Regions from separate parts of the Homo sapiens genome. Here region 2 is linked to region 1. Evidence: chromatin loops called from intact Hi-C (ENCODE). Cell type or tissue: heart left ventricle. All regions are shown on one strand. Links, peaks and the distances in the headings refer to the core of each region. The heading gives the core; the rest is flanking DNA. Region 1 holds the start of SHOC1 (shortage in chiasmata 1). Region 2 has its middle 11 kb from the start of UGCG.

The links. Hi-C counts contacts between places; a loop is a spot of excess contacts. Peaks named below come from ENCODE experiments on the same cell type or tissue, not always from the same donor. Only the 100,000 strongest peaks of a DNase experiment are listed, where the experiment ranks them.
Region 2: it touches region 1 in a loop (2.2-fold over the local background); 3 of 110 quality-filtered maps call a loop at or near these places.

What each region holds. Positions count from the first base shown.
Region 1 is chr9:111,790,177-111,799,070 of GRCh38, forward strand. It overlaps SHOC1 (shortage in chiasmata 1), which reads right to left and starts at 4,761. Exons shown (of 28, transcript NM_001378211.1): 1 at 4,724-4,761; 2 at 1,198-1,278. The coding sequence starts at 1,242. LOC124902249 (a long non-coding RNA gene) reads left to right here and starts at 6,042. Exons shown (of 2, transcript XR_007061734.1): 1 at 6,042-6,196. In heart left ventricle, for the core only: no CTCF peak of the experiment used is centred there; no DNase peak of the experiment used is centred there.
Region 2 is chr9:111,880,895-111,889,883 of GRCh38, forward strand. No RefSeq gene overlaps it. Among named protein-coding and RNA genes, the nearest start is that of UGCG, 11 kb to the right of the region's middle. RefSeq lists an enhancer at 5,403-6,231. In heart left ventricle, for the core only: no CTCF peak of the experiment used is centred there; no DNase peak of the experiment used is centred there.

The DNA.
Region 1 (8,894 bases), core at 1-8,000:
ATAATAGTATCTGCCTCATGAAGTACTTATGATGATAAAATCATAGTAGGATGGTGCAAAAGTAATTGTGGCTTTTGCCATTACTTTTAATTAACTAATGGCAAATTAACGGCAATTACTTTTGCACCACCCTAATATAATCCATCAGAAGGGCAAAGTATCTGTCCCACAGAAAGTGGTCAATGCATGCTATTAGTATGATTTTATAGAGATAACTGGGATTCTTTTTTCTCCACTCATTTCAAGAAAGATCATTCCAGATTGTTAGCAAAATCACCCCACACTTGTCAAGAGTTTCCATTTTTTTCTCCTGACAGCTTTGGATTCATTTTAATTGTTTGATTATTTTAATTTAATAATTTCCTTCCAAAAGTGGCTTTTTTTTTGAGACGGAGTCTCACTCTGTTGCCCAGACTGGAGGGCAGTGGCGCAGTCTCGGCTCACTGCAACCTCCACTTCCCAGATTTCAAGTGATTCTCCTGCCTCAGCCTCCCAAGTAGCTGGGATTACAGGCGCCCACCACCATGCCCGGCTAATTTTTTTGTATTTTTAGTAGAGACAGGGTTTCACCATGTTGGCCAGGCTGGTCTCGAACTCTTGACCTCATGATCCACCCGCCTCGGCCTCCCAAAGTGCTGGGATTACAGGCGTGAGCCACCGTGCCCAGCCAAAAGTGGCATTTTAAAGACATTAAATGTGGAAAATAATTTTCAATAAATCTAAAAGTAATTAGACTAATAAACAATCTAAGGATTACTGCAAAATTATCATATACAAGTTGAGCATCCTTAATCCAAAAATTTGAAATCCAAAATCCAAAACTTTTTGAGTGCCAATATGATGCCAATGGGTGGTGAAGATACTGGCACTTTTGCTTTTTGATGGTTAGTTCAGTGTACACAAACTTTGTTTCATGCACAGAGTTATTTAAAATATTGTATAAAATTACCTTCAATCTATGTGGATAAGGTGTATATAAAATATAAATAAATTTTGTGTTTAGACTTGGGTCTTATCCCCAAGATATCTCATTTTATATATATAAAAATATTCCAAAATCTGAAAAAAAATCAGAAATCTGAAATACTTTTGATCCTAAGCATTTCAGATAAGGGATACTCAACCTATATTGAATGTAGTTAACACTTCTTACATCATAATTCTCAGTAAATAGACAGTAAGCCACTAACACTCTACCTCATATAAATAGTCTATTGCATGATATTTCAATGCTGAAAACATATCTTCTTTCTTTCAAAGCAGTGTAAATTTCAACATCTGGAAATACAAAAATTAAAATTAAACACTGGTAAAATAGCAAGTCAAGTGCAGAAAATCTCAATCACAAAACTTTGGTTTACTCATTTTTAAAAAGGCTCTGAATGATAATCATTGGTAAAAATAATATACATTACTATAATTTTAAATCTAATATGAAAATAATGTATATTGATAGAAAATTGAATAATTTCTTATTGTTTAAATCATATAGCTGTTAGTTGGTTGGTGGAAATATATTTAATGTGATCATTTTGTTGCAAAAGAGGTTGAAATTTACAAGATTGCCGGAGTGGTGTAACCATATTTCTCAAGTGGTCTTGAGAATAACCATATTTCTCAAGTGGTCTTGAGAATAACCATATTTCTCAAGTGGTCTTGAGAATAACCATATTTCTCAAGTGGTCTTGAGAATAACCATATTTCTCAAGTGGTCTTGAGAATAACCATATTTCTCAAGTGGTCTTGAGAATAACCATATTTCTCAAGTGGTCTTGAAATTGGGTAACCAAGGGCAGAACTCTGTGCTGAAACAGTGGAGGATTTGGAAAATTGGGAAACAATTTGTGAAACTGTTTCCATTCTCTTACTTAGAAAATAAGAAGCCTAAAGTTAGAATTTTCTAGTAGCTAGCTCATTTGGAATAAAGCAACTATGGCATATTGGTAAATCAGCAAATCCATCTAATGAAGCAATAAGTAAAATCTAGAATGCTTAACTAGTCCGGGATGGTTCTCATTTACTTGAGAACTCAAGGAATTACAGTTTTGAAGTTACTCTAGGACAGAGTAACTTCTGTGTAAAACTTTTAGTAAAAAACTAAAAACAAACTTTTAAAACAATCCAGGCCAGGCATGTTGGCTCACACCTGTAATCCCAGCACTTTGAGAGGCTGAGGTGGTGGATCACTTGAGGCCAAGAGTTTGAGACCAGCTTGGTCAACATGATGTAAAATACAAAAATACAAAATTTTTGTATCTCTACTAAAAATACAAAAATTAGCTGGGCGTGGTGGTGTGCACCTGTAGTCCCAGGTACCCGAGAGGCTGAGGCACGAGAATTGCTTGAGCCTGGGAGGTGGAGGTTGCAGTGACCCAAGATCACACCACTGCACTCCAAACTGGGCAACAGAGCCAGACTCTATCTCAAACCAAAAACAAAAACAACCCAGAGCACAATTATTTTATTTGTTTAATGACTCAGAAGGATTTTTGGATATTACAATATGTTTTCCAATTAAAATGAGACAAATATGTTATCTGAATTGTCTTTAATATTGTTAGATTCTGTGGTGTGGAGAATATATAGTGTGGCCACCCTCTTTCACTCTTAAACAGGACCAACGTGGGCATTATTTTACTGGTGGTTACTTTTCTGAGAATATTTCCAATCATTGCACCTCTATGTCTTTTCCACCCAGTGTATCACTGATCTTTTTTTTTTTTTGAGACGGAGTCTCGCTCTGTCCCCCAGGCTGGAGTGCAGTGGCCGGATCTCAGCTCACTGCAAGTTCCGCCTCCCAGGTTCACGCCATTCTCCTGCCTCAGCCTCCTGAGTAGTTGGGACTATAGGCGCCCGCCAACACGCCCGGCTAATTTTTTGTATATTTAGTAGAGACAGGGTTTCACCGTGTTAGACTGGATGGTCTCGATCTCCTGACCTTGTGATCCGCCCGTCTCGGTCTCCCAGAGTGCTGGGATTACAGGCGTGAGCCACCGCGCCCGGCCTGTCACTGATCTTTCAAGCAAATATTGATTCTAGAACTTCCATTTCTTGGTGTTGCACTTTCAGAAAAAACTGATTGTCTCATTCTAAAAGCCATTGCAAAAAGTTAACAACAAACTCAACTTTACTGACTTTACCCATTCAGCTTATTGTCAGCATTTATATTAACTTTTCTTTTCTTGTGAAGCCTAGTATTTCTATCACTCTCACCAATTACCTTAAGAAATAATTACTTTTGTATTGAAGTCAACCACTGAAATTCATGCTAAATATGTACTACTTAATAAGATGCCATATGTTATATACATGCTTAGAATCCCGTTTATCAAGTTTATTTCATTGTAATACAGATATCGAATCCATCTAATAGTGGTGGGTGGAAGCAAAAACGATACATTGCTCTTATTTCTAAAACCAAAGATATGAGGAAATGAACAAAATCATGGTTAGAGAGAGGGTAATTTAAAATTATCAAGTTTTGAATTGCAGCAATTCTCGAATTTTTTTTTTTTTTACCTTTTTCTAAAGATTTTATTTCTTTTGTGCTACTTCCTAACAAACATCTACTGGACTACTGGACCAAAATGGAAATGCACACGATAATGAGGTCAGGCACAAGGCCAGGAAGTAAGCTTTCCCAAGATGATGATGATGATGATGATGATTTAATTAATTAATCAAATAATTTTTTGAGACAGAGTCTCCCTCTGTCCCCAGGCTGGAGTGCAATGGTGCGATCTTGGCTCACTGCAACCTCCAGCTCCCGGGTTCAAGCGATTCTCCTGCCTCAGCCTCCCGAGTAGCTGGGATTACAGGCGGGTGCCACCATGCCCGGCTAATTTTTGTATTTTTAATAGAGACGGGGTTTCGCCATGTTGGCCAGGCTGATTTCGAACTCCTGAGCTCAGGCAATCCTCTCGCCTCAGCCTCCCGAAGTGCTGGGATTACAGGCCTGAGCCACCATATGCCAGGCCCCAAGATTATTTAAAAGCACTCACAGGTGAGTGTGAATCTTCGGGCTGGCTTCCCACCTCTCCCCACCAGCCTAAGGCATCAGGAGCTTTCTGCCTTCTTCACTCCCTCGCATAAAAACCCACTTAAAAAAAAAAAAATAATAAGATCCGCCGGAAGTGGTGGCTCACACCTGTAATCCCAGCACTTCGGGAGGCCGAGGCGGGTGGATCACTTGAGGTCAGGAGTTCGAGACCAGCCGGGTCAACATGGCAAAACCCCGTCTCTATTAAAAATATAAAAATTAGCCAGACGTGGTGGAGGACGCCTGTAGTCCCAACTACTCTGGAGGCTGAGGCAGGAGAATCTCTTGAACTCGGGAGGCAGAGGTTGCAGTGAACCGAGATCGTGCCACTGCACGCCAGCCTGGGCAACAGAGCGAGACCCTGTCTTAAAACAGACAAAAAAACGTAACATGGCAGAGAAGGCGAGGTGCACCTATTTTCCCTTATTGTTTAGCCCATACAACTTCTAGTTGATGGGCTGAAATCCCACCAGCATCTCTGAGACCTTCACACCTTCTATTCTCAGGTTAAGTGGACAGTGGGTCTGGGGTTTTGTCTCTACAGAGCCACATCGGCCGGGCCTCACAGATGCGTTTTCCAGAGATTCCTGAGCTGCCATACTTCTTTGGTCCCATACGACCTTTTCCTCCCCTCAGCCCTCAAAATCACCCTCTCTCCTGCCTCCAGCCTCTCAGGGCTCTTACCTGAGGTAAAAATCGCCTCCTGCATCTCTTCCTGGGGTAAAATTCCCGCCCGCTGGACACGTGACCACTGAGCCTGCACTCTGTGCTTCCATTGGCCAGACCAGGCCCCGCCCCTTGGGCTCCGGGCACTTCCGTCCGCGAGTGGGCACAGCCTAGGGAGGTAAGGATTGTGGGGATTCGAGGCTGCAGCCTGGGCAGCGCCGAGGTCCTCGGGAGTGAGCAGAACCCTCATAACACTGGGCGGAGTGTGACGGTGGAGAAGTCGGCGTGAGGCTAGAAAGAGCTGGTTGTGAAGGGTTGGGAAGACCCGGCAAAGCAGTCCGGACTTCTTTGGGAGTGGCGGCTCCCATGTTGTTAGCGAGGCCGGGCAAAACGCGGCAGGGTTAGCCGGAGGGCGAGGGCAGAAGCCTTTCAGAGGTAAGGGTGGGAGGATTTAGCAATCAGACAGATTCAGGGAAAGAGGAAGGCAAGAGAGAGGAGGCAAACGTGCCTCAGGGGTCTGGCTAGGTGTGGGTCATGGCTTGGTAGCAGAAGAACTTTTGAGGAGGGGCAGGAAGATACTGCTTTTCAATTGGCACATGTGGATTCTATACCTTAATTAAAGCCACTCCCTTACATACACACATTTAGGTATCGCCAGACTCGCCTGATGAGGAATAATTATTCTTTCCTCCATATTTCTTAACTCCTGTCTTTTCCATGAAACGGCTTGGCATTAAACTCCTTCCCAGAAGATTGCAAGAAGTAACATGCATTTATTTACTTTACTAACACATGGGTGTCTTTTGAGTTGATTGTTCAAATACTAATTGTGAAATGTCAGTGGATAAGTCACTTTATTTTCTTAAGTTACTTCCTTTATTTTGTACAGGTGTGTGCAGTTTGCTTCGGTTATATGGATTTAATGTTTGACAATAATCAGTTTTAAAGATATTCACCTAACATTGAAGTGCATTAATCATCCTGTGTTCTTGGATGTCTACCTTTTATTAAAATCAATTTTAAATTAAATATCTTTGTAAAAGTTACAAAAATTGGCCGGGCCTGGTGGCTCACGCTGTAATCCCAGCATTTTGGGAGGCTGAGGTGGGTGGATCACCTGAGGTCAGGAGTTCGAGACCAGCCTGGTCAACATGGTGAAACCTCATCTCTACTAAAAATACAAAAAAAAAAAAAAAAAAAAAAATCAGCCGGGTGTGGTGGCATGCCCCTGTAATCCCAGCTACTTGGGAGGCTGAGGCAGGAGAATCGCTTGAACCCGGAGGCGGAGGTTGTAGTGAGCCGAGATCATGCCACTGCATTCCAGCCTGGGGGACAGAGCAAGATTCCGTATCAGAAACAAACAAACAGAAAAACCAACAACAAAAAAAACCAAAAAACAAAAATAACACATGCTTATCCTTACTATAAACAGGAAAACCATCCAAAGATGTATACAGAGAAAGTAATCGCCATTCCCACCCCAACTCCCAGGTAACCAATATTAACAATCTGGGTTGATTCTTTTCACACTTTGTTGTATGTTCATACAAATTTATTCAGATATGCATGTACAACGTTGATTGGCTAATTATATTTAAAAATTATTACTTTTAAAAATAGCTGCATAATATTTTATAGTAACTACGTGCCATGATTTATCTAAACATTCCACTACTGATGGATTAACAGATTGTTTCCAATTTTTTGGAAACAATGACAAATAATGCTGCAGTAAGAATTCTTGGACATATGCTCTTGAATACTTTCTGTGGCATAGATTTGTTTTGGCTTGCTGGCTGAAATTGTAAGAGCATTTCAAATTTAATAAATATTGCCAATTTTTCCTTCCAAAAATGTATAGCAGTTTACATTAACAATACCAGAAAGGGGTCATCATTCTCCTGAATACCCAACAGTACTGAATATATTGCTCTTTAGAAATTTTTGCCAGGCTGATGCATGAAAAATTCTATCTTGTTTTAGTTTGCATTTCTCTGACTACTGCTGAGATTAAACATGTTTTAGATGTTTATGAATCCTTTGGATTTCTTCTTCCATGAATTGTCTAATTATGCATGTGGCTGTGTATGTGTGTATATGTGTATGCATCTGTATGTTTGTGTGTGTATGAGATCAAGTGATTTTCCTATTGGGTAGGTTGTCTTTTTGAAAATCTAGTGTAAAGGTGCATTAGTTAAAATCAGGCCTAGCTGTATAAATAACAGAAAATTCCAAAATAATATTAAATATATTTCTCTTTCATGTAAATGAAGTCCAGAGGTACAAAGGTTAAGGACTGATATGGCAGCTCTGCCCCACTAAGTCCTCTGGGTCTTAACTTCCTACCAGCTCATTTTTCTGCTATTTCTGTGTAGTGGTCCTTGTTTTCATGGTCTCAGGTGGCAGCTTCTGTTTCAGGAAGCAGGATGGAGGAAGGACTGTAAAGGAACAAAGGCCAAAGGCACAATGTCTCTTTATATATATGTAACTTAAATTGTAAAATATAATGTTCACATAGAAATATAATGTTTACACAGAAACTGTACCACAATGTATAGTTATAAAAATTATTTTAAGGAAATGTCCATGGAGCCTCCCCTCAAGTGAAGAAACAGAGCATTGGAATTTCAGAAGCCCGCTTTTCCTTTCTAATCACAACTCTCCCTAGAGGAAGTCTCCCTCTAGACCTAGAGATTACTATAATTCTGACTTTATGGTAATCATTGCCTTGCTTTTCTTTAAAGTGTTTCACCCAAGTATGCATTTCTAAATGACATAGTTTGCCTATTTTTGAATCTTGGTGTTTGTGTTACTTTGGTTCTTGCTTCTTCTATTCAGTGGATGTTTATTGTATATGATGATTCAATTTCATCAATTTCATTCGATGTATTATATATGATGATTTCAGTTATATATGATGATTATTAAATAGGATACAATAGTATCCTGTTGTATAAACATACTTCAATTTATCCATTCAACTGTTGATGGACCTTTGGATTATTCTAATTCTTGTATATTACAAAGAATGCTGCTACAATATCCTTGTACATGTATCCTAGTACACATACATGTTTCTCTGGAATATAGATTTAGGAAAATGTTTTGGATTATTGAGCATACATATCTTCACATTTATTGACTAACACCAAACTGTTTTCCTAAGTGATTATACCGATTCACCCATCAGTAATGTTTAACAGTCTGTACTGCTCTATATCCTCACCAACTCTTAGCAATTTCATACTTGAAAATGTTGAGATCTAGTAGATGTCTAGTTGCAGCAAAGGCTGGAAGATGCAGTGTTCATTCTGAACAGTTATGTGCATAGTTACTATTTGGAAATTCTATTATTAATATAAGAAAAAAACATATATTGGGAAATACACAGCAATCTCTGCCACATTCAGAATACTAACTTAAAAATAGCTGCCAGGCTGGGCACCGTGGCTCACGTGTGTAATCCCAACAATTTGGGAGGCTGAGGCAGGAGGATCACCTGAGGTCAGAAGTTCAAGGACAACCTGGCCAACGTGATGAAACCCTGTCTCTACTAAAAATACAAAAATTAGCCAGATGTGGTGGCAGGTGCCTATAATCCCAGCTACTCAGGAGGCTGAGGCGGGGAGAATCGCTTGAACCCGGGGGCAGAAGTTACAGTGAGCCGAGATTGTACCATTGCACTCCAGCCTGGGCAACAGAGTGAGACTCCATCTCAAAAAAAAAAAAAAAAAAAAATTAACCAAGTGTGGTGGCACGCACCTGTAATCCTAGCTACTTGGGAGGCTGAGGCAAGAGAATCACTTGAACTCTGGGGGGCAGAGGTTACAGTGAGCGAGATCATGCCACTGCACTCCAGCCTGGGTGACAGAGTGAGACTCTGTCTCAAAAAAAAAAAAAGAAAAAAAAGAAAAGAAAAAAAGCTAAATTTTTTTTAGCACTCATTATGTGCCAAGCACTATTCTAAACACTTTGCAACAACTCATAAGCTAGATAAATTTACAAATATTACAAACTCCAGTTTACATAAGAGAAACCTGGGGCATTGACCACTTAAGTCTCTTATCCAAGATGAGCTTGAAAGTATGAGACAGAGTTGCAAATCCAAGTAGCATGACTTCAGAGCCCAAACTCTGAATGAGATCATACACTCTCTAAAAGGAATATTTGCTCTTGAGTCATCCATGTT
Region 2 (8,989 bases), core at 709-8,708, 91 kb after region 1:
ACAAATTAGATAACTTCCGTGAAATGGATCGCTTCCTAGAAAGACACAAACTACTGAAACTGGTTCAAGAAGAAAGAGAATATCTGAATAGACCTATAATAAGTCAAGACATTGAAATAGTATTAAAAAAGAAATTTACCCAAAAGAAAAGCCCAAGCCCAGATGCCTTCCATATTGAATTCTACCAAGCATTTAAAAATAGAAGAATTAATACAAATTCTTCAAAAACTTTCTAAAAAATAGAAGAAAAGGGAACATTTCTCAACTATTCTATAAAGCTAGTATTACCCTGATACCAAAACTGAAGACATTGCAAGAAAATAAAATTATAGACCAACATCTCTTATAAATATAGGCGCAAAAATCTTCAATGAATATTAGCAAACTGAATCCAGCAACATATAAAAAGAATTATACAATATGACCAGGTGGGATTTGTTCCAGGAATGCAAGGTTGGTTTAGCTTCTGAAAATCAAGCAATATAATACACTGTATTAGTAGAATAAGAAACTGTATGATCATCTCAATAGACACAGAAAAATCTTGTGACAAAATTCAACACCCTTTTATGATAAAAACACTCAACAATTGAGGAATATAAGGGAACTTCCTCAACCTGATAAGGGGCATCTATGAAAAACGCATAGCCAACAACATAATTAATGGTGAAAGATTGAAAGCTTTCCCCCTTATAAGTGGGAACAGGTCAATGATGTCTGCTCTTACCACTTCTATTTACATTATACTGGAAGTTCTAGCTGGGGGCAATTGGGTAAGGAAAATAAATAAAAACACCCAGATTGGAAGGAGAGAAGTAAAAATACTTATATTTAAAGATAACATGATCTTATACACAGAAAATCTTAATGAATACACACACACACACACACACACACACACACACACACACACAAGCTATTGGAATAAGCAAGTCAGCAAGGCTGTAAGATACAAGATCAATATACAAAATTCAATTGTATTTCTATACATTTGCAATGAACAATCCAAAGGTAAAATTAAGAAGATAATTTAATTTACAATAACATCAAAGAGGCCAGGTGCAGTGGCTCATGCATGTAATCCCATTACTTTGGGAAGCCAAGGTGAGGAGATTGCTTGAGTCCAGGAGTTCAAGACCAGCCTAGGCAACACAGCAAGACCCATCCCTAAAAAAAATTAAAAAAAATTAGCCAAACACAGTGGTGCACACCTGTAGTGCCTGCTACTTGGCAGGCTAAGGCAGGAGAATCACTTGAGCCAGGGAAATTGAGGCTGCAGTGAGTCATGGTCACACCACTGCACTCCAGCCTTGGTGACAGAATGAGACTCTGCTCTCAAAAACAAAAACAAACAAAAGCATGCAACAGCATGAAAGAGAATAAAATACCTGGAAATAAATTTAAGAAAAGAACTTCAAGACCCGTACACTGAAAACTAGAAAGCATTGCTAACTGAAATTAAAGACATAAATATATGGGAAGCCATCCCATGTTCATGGGTCAGAAGGCTTATTAAGATGGTAATACCTGCCGGGTGTGGTGGCTCACACCTGTAATCCCAGCACATTGGGAGACTAAGGTGGGCAGATCATTTGAGGTCAAGAGTTTGAGACTAGCCTGGCCGACATTGTGAAACACCGTCTCTACTACAAATACAAAAATTAGCTGGGCATGGTGGTGGGTTCCTGTAGTCCCAGCTACTTGGGATGCTGAGGCAGGGGAATTGCTTGAACCTGGGAGGCAGAGGCTGCAGTGAGCTGAGATCGCACCACTGCACTCCAGCCTGGGCGACAGAGTGAGACTCTGTCTCAAAAAAAAAAAAGGTGGCAATAGCATCCAAATTGATCTACCGATTTAATGCAACCTCTATCAAAATCTCAGCTTTTCTTTTTCAGAAATTAACAAGCTGACCATGAAATTCACATTGAAACTCAAGAGACACAGATGGGCTGGGCATGGTGGCTCACGCCTGTAATCCCAGCACTTTGAGAGCCCAAGGCAGACTGATCACGAGGTCAGGGGTTCAAGACCAGACTGACCAACCCTGTCTCTACTAAAAATACAAAAATTAGCCGGTCATGGTGGCGCATGCCTGTAATTCTAGCTACTCAGGAGGCTGAGGCAGGAGAATCGCTTGAACCTGGGAGGCAGAGGTTGCGTGAGCTGAGATTGCACCACTGCACTCCAGTCTGGGTAAGAGCGAGACTCTGCCTTAGGAAAAAAAAAAAAAAAGACACAGAAAAATCAAAAACAATCTTGAAAAAGAACAAAGTTCTCACGCTTCCCAGTTTCAAAGTTACAAAGTTACTACAAATTGACAATAATCAAGACCATGTGGTACTGACATAAGGATAGACATGCAGATGAATGAATGAGAGTCCAGAAATAAATCTATACGTCTGTAGTCAATTTTTGACAATGATGTTGACATCATTCAATGTTCTCAGCACCATTGTCAAAAGAATCCTCTTTTCAATAAGTGGTGCTAGGACAACAGGATATTCACGTGCAAAAGAATGAAGATAGACGCCTATCTTACATGATATACAAAACTTAAATCAAACTGGATCAACGACTTAAATACAGGAGCTAAAACTGTACAATTCTTAGAAGAAAACATGGGCATAAACCTTGTGACCTGAGTTAGCCAGTGGTATGTTTGACATGATTCCAAAAAACAAGTGACAAAACAAAAAATAGATAAATCGGACCATCGAAATACAAAATTTTATGCTTTACTTTGGGAGGCCGAGGTGGGCGGATCACCTGAGGTTGGGAGTTCGAGACCAGCCTGACCAACATGGAGGAACCCTGTCTCTACTAAAGATACAAAATTAGCTGGGCGTGGTGGTGCATGCCTGTAATCCCAGCTACTTGGGAGGCTGAGGCAGGAGACTCACTTGAACCCAGGAGGTGCAAGTTGCCGTGAGCCAAGATCCCGCCACTGCATTCCAGCCTGGGCAACAAAAGCAAAACTCCATCTAAAAAAAAAAAAATTGTGCTTCAAATGACACCATCAAGGAAGGGAAAAGAAAATCCACAGAATGAGGAGCAGTAATTGCTAATCATATACCTGATAAGCAACTTGTACCTAGAATACATAAAACACTCTTGGCTTGTTTTTTGTTTTTGTTTTTGTTTGAGACAGAGTCTTGTGCTGTCCGTTATCCAGCCTGGAGTGCAATAGCACACTCATGGCTCACTTGAGCTTTGACTTCCTAGGCTCAAGTGATCCTCACACCTCAGCCTCCTGAGTACCTGGGACTCCAGGTGTGCACCATCTCACCCAGCTAATTTTTGTATTTTCTGTAGAGATGGAGTTTTACCATGTGGGAGGCTGGACTCGAACTCCTGGGCTAAAGTGATCCACCTGCCTCGGCTTCCCAAAGTGCTGGGATTACAGGCATGAGCCACCATGAGCAGCCCATAAAGTACTCTTACAACTAAATAATAAAAAGATAAAACCACAATTTTAAAAATCAGAAGGATTTTAATAGATATTCCTTCAGAGAATATATACAAATGGTCAATAAGAACATTAAAATATGCTCAACATCATTAGCCATTAAGGAAATACGAATCAATACCACAATGAGAAATCACTTCACACTTACTAAGACAGTTATGACAAATTTTGGTAAGGATGTGGAGAAATGGGAACTTGCATATATTGCTGGTGGGATTGTAAAATGGTACAGTCACTTTAGAAGAGTCTGGCGGTAACTCCAAAAGTTAAACATAAAGTTACCATACAACTCAGCACTCTTAGGTATATACCCAAGAGAAATAAAAAATATGTGCCTATACAAAAACCTGTAAATGAATATTCATAACAGCTTTATTCATAATAGCCAAAACATGGAAACAACCCAAATCCAACTCGATTAATGAATGGAGAAACAATATCCATAAAATGGAATATTATTTGGCTATAAAAAGAAATGAAGTACTGATATGTACTGTGACATGAATAAACCTTGAAAATATCATGCTGTGAAAGAAGGTAGTCATAAAAGTCTGCATAATATGTTAATTCTTTTTTTTTTTTTTTTTTTGAGACAGAGTTTCATTCTTGTTGCGCAGGCTGGAGTGCAATGGCGTGATCTTGGCTCACTGCAACCTCCGCCTCCTGGGTTCAATCAATTCTTCTGCCTCAGCCTCCCGAGTAGCTGGGATTACAGGCATGTGCCACCATGCCCGGCTAATTTTGTATTTTTACTAGAGATGGGGTTTCTCCATGTTGGTCAGGCTGGTCTCGAATTCCCAATCTCAGGTGATTCGCCTGCCTCGGCCTCCCAAAGTGCTGGGATTACAGGCATGAGCCACCGTGCCTGGCCCATCAATTCTATTTTTATGAAATAGTCAAGATAGGCAAATCTATATAGAAAAAAATTAAATTAGTAGTTACCAGGAGCTGGGGGGAGGGGAAATGGGGAATGACTGCTAATGGGTATGGAGTTTCTTTTTGCAGTGAGAAAATGTTCTAAAGTTGGGCAGTGATGGTTGCACAACTCTGTGAAGATACTAAAAATCACTGAGTGGTATGCTTTAAAGGAGTGAATGTTACGGTGTGTGACTATATCTTAATAAAGCTATTATTTAGAAAACGAACAAGCTGGAAGAGCTAACCGGGAATCTTTCATATTTAAGACTTCCTAGAAATTTTCCATTTTGGAAAAACTCAGTGTGGTGGCTATCGTGGTTATCTTTCCAATTCTATTCCTCCCCCATTCATTACATAGTCACCTTGCAGTTTGGATGGGATTATCCTTACTACCAGCTTCAATAAATTCTAATTTGACTATTCTAGTCTGCCTTGCCATAGCCTAACAAATGGTATTCAAGGGTAACCATTAGAAAAATGAAAAGGCTTAAGATTTTTGTTAGGTCACAACTAACACTTGCTCTCTCTTCCTGGATGTGAAGTACTGATAATTGTTGGCAGCTGTCTTACAACCATGAGCGAGGTCAGCTTAAAGACAAAACTGCTTTGGGAAGCAAAGTTTGGCACTTTGGGAAGCCAAGGCAGGTAGATCACTTGAGGTCAGGAGTTTGAGACCACCCTGGTGAACACGGTGAAACCCTGTATCTACTAAAAATACAAAAATTAGCTGGGTGTGGTGGCACACGCCTGTAATCCCAGCTACTCGAGGGGCTTGAAGCACGAGAATCACTGAACCCAGGAGGCAGAGGTTGCGGTGAGCCAAGATCTTGCCACTGCACTCCAGGCTGGAAGACAGAATGACACTCTCTCTCAAAAATAAATAAAATAAAATAAAGTAAAAGTAAAGTAAAGTAAAGTAAAATACTGACACATAGAGGAGGGGCGAGCCAAGACTATCTCAGAAAAATGGAGCAAGAACTCCATTTTTTAACTGTGCCTGACTCTTGTTTGCTTTATATAGGGTGTGACTCTGTGACTGCCTCAGTTTCTCCTAGCCTGATTGTTAATAGTGTCTCCTTTCTCAAACGAGTCCTGCTTTAGATGGTCATTCATACGTCATACTCCCCATAACTGGATTTTCAGTTACAGATCAATGAATTTATTAGTTAACCCAGGTCAACTGTTTCTCAAGGCCATCCAAGTTTTGTTTGTTTGTTTGTTTGTTTGAGATGGAGTCTAGCTCTGTCACCCAGGCTGGAGTGCAATGGCGCGATCTCGGCTCACTGCAACCTCCGCCTCCTGGGCTCAAGTGATTCTCCTGACTCAGCCTCCCGAGTAGCTGGGATTACAGGCTCTTGCCATTATGCCCAGCTAATTTTTGTATTTTTAGTAGAGACGGGTTTTTGCCCTGTTGGCCAGGCTGGTCTTGAACTCCCGGCCTTGAACTCCTGGCCTCAAGTGACCTGCCCCCTTCGGCCTCCCAAAATGCTGGGGTTATAGGTGCCCAGCTGCACTTTCCTCACTCTTGGCAATGTCTTAGTCTTTCTTCAGGACCCAGATGACCTTCTCCATGAAGTCTTTCTAGATTTTCTGGAATAAAAGTAATCACTCCCAACTCCCAATTTTTCTCATACCTCTATATCAACACTCATTGCATTACAATGATACATTTTTGCATTTCTCTTCCTCAGCTGAACTTGAACTTCTCCAGGGGGAAAAAAAGATTATGTTATTTTTCACTTTGTATCCAAAGCATGAGAACACTGTGTACCTGGAACATCACATATTTTATTGTATTATTATTTTATTATTTTGAGACAGAATCTCACTCTGTCGCCCAGGCTGGGGTGCAGTGGCGTGATCTCGGCTTACTGCAATCTCTGCCTCAGCCTCCCGAGTATCTGGGACTACAGGTGCAGGCTGTTTTGCATATTTTGTAGAGATGGAGTTTCACTATGTTGCTCACCCTGGTCTCTAATTCCTGGGCCCATGCAACCTGCCAGATTCAGCCTCCCAAAGTGCTGGGATTACACGCATGAGCCACCGTGCCCAACCTCATGTATACATGTGTGCACACATGCACGCACACGTATGTGCACACATGCACGCACACGTATGTGCACACATGCACGCATACGTATGTGCACACATGCACGTATACGTATGTGCATACATGTATGTATACGTATGTGCATATGTGCGTGCACACGTGCATGTGCATATATGCATGCATACACGCATGCACACCTGTGTACACACGTGTGCATGCATGTGTGCATGTATGTGCATGTACATGCATGTGTGTACATGTGTATATGTGTGTGCATGTGTGTATGCCTTGTGTGCATGCATATACATGTATGTATAGATATGTGTGTGTGTGCATATATATATTGTTTTTTACTACAAAAAAAAAAAAAGACAGGATCTCACTATGTTACCCAGGATGGTCTTAAACTCCTGCGTTCAAGTGATCCTCCCACCTCAGCCTCCCAAAGTGCTAAAATTACCGGCATGAGCCATCATGCCTGGCCACCTTGTATGTTTTAATATTTGTTGAGGAATAAAGGAAAATAAATAACTAAACGGAAAATCCATTAATTTGTTTACTTTATCATCTTAACAGTCTTAATAATTTTGCTCAGTGTTCTCTATTATAGAGGAAATGACTGTTAATGATGGCTCCCATCATTAACTGTTGATGACTGTTAATGAGGGATCCCAAAATATTTAAGGTGGGTTGGCAACTGAATTTAGGCATGAGCTTATGTGATAGGGAAGGCCCTAATAGTTGTTTCTATCTCCTTGTATTGCAAAATGCTTTGTTTCGTGCTTTTTCAGGTATTAGACAACACTTCAAATTTATACCTACAATGATATAAAAGGCTAAAAACAATCAGATATGATTTCCAAACTATAAAATTACTAGACTAGGGGAGGATGCATCCTTTTCACAAATTAGTTGTTAGTTTGGTACCAATTTGTGTAAATGCTATAACACCTTTTGCCAATTCTGAGCTTCAAAAAATAATATATTTACGTAAACTTGACTCTGAAAACTTTCTCTCGTGTTAATCCTGATGCATTTAATTATATTTTATGAGGTACTTATTACCAAAAATTACCAAAAATAGTTTAAAGACTATTTGATATCACTGTTTCTTAACATCACAAGGCCAGTTTGTGTACCTTTCTAATATTATGCTGGCATGTAACGAATATTTTCTTTCAAGGCCTGAGATTTATTTTTCCCATGGAATAAAAATATCTTTGTTTGCTCCTTACTATTCAATTATATGTCTCCTATTTCCTACAATTGTCATCTAATTGCATTTGTTTCTGATTGACTACACCAGGTATATTAGCAAGAAGATGAGATCTACAATATACTCTGGTTTGTGTAATAATTAAGAATTGTAAAGTATTGCATGCTCTGTCACAAGGAATAATTTGCCAAAGATAAATCCTTCTAATAGGTAATTTTATTTTTTATGGGTTGAAACAGTAAATGGAGAAATAGAGAAAACAAAAGTTAGTAATGTAGATGAAATGAGACAAAATGAATGTACTTTCTCAATTAAGGAATAATAATAAAACTTTATATCCATTTCCCTCCCTGGAATTGTTATAAATATTTTACATATGTTAACTTGTTTAGTCCTCACAACAGTCCATTTATAGACAAAGAAACTGAAGCAAGTGGCTAGGCACAGTGGCTTACACTTGTAATCCTAGCACTTTGGGAAGCTAGGGCAGGAGGATTGCTTCAGGTCAGGAGTTCAAGACGAGCCTGGGCAACATAGCAAGACCCTTTCTCTACAAAATAAAAATAAAAATAAAAAAACTGAGGCGAGAGAGGTTAAGTGACTTGCTTAGGTCACATGGTGGACCAGAATTCAAACTCAGCCTGTCTGACTTTCACAGTATTCAGGCTTAGCCAATAGTTTATACTGTAACCTAAAGGAAAGCATTCTTAAGATAGGGAAGGTATTTTGTAGAGATTCTAAAGTCAGGAGGTCTAGTTTATCTTAACAACCTTTGTTTCTTAGTAAATGTTAAAGTCGCCGGGCGTGGTGGCTCAAGCCTGTAATCCCAGCACTTTGGGAGGCCGAGGTGGGCGGATCACGAGGTCAGGAGATTGAGACCACGGTGAAACCCCGTCTCTACTAAAAATACAAAAAATTAGCTGGGCGTGGTGGCGGGCGCCTGTAGTCCCAGCTACTCAGGAGGCTGAGGCAGGAGAATGGTGTGAACCCGGGAGGCGGAGCTTGCAGTGAGCCGAGATTACGCCACTGCACTCCAGCCTGGGCGACAGAGCCAGACTCCGTCTTAAAAAAAAAAAAAAAAAAAAAAAAAGGAAATGTTAAAGTCAAGTTTTAATTATATTGTTGGTAATTCTGTAAAATGATACAATAAGAAACAGATTTTGTTGGAATTTTCCTGAATTATTGTGTGAGAAAAAAAGCACTTGAAAAAGATTGTTCTTTTAAATTCCTTTTTTTTTGAGACGGTGTCTCGCTCTGTCGCCCAGGCTGGAGTGCAGTCGTGTGATCTCGGCTCACTGCAAGCTCCGCCTCCCGGGTTCACACCATTCTCCTGCCTCAG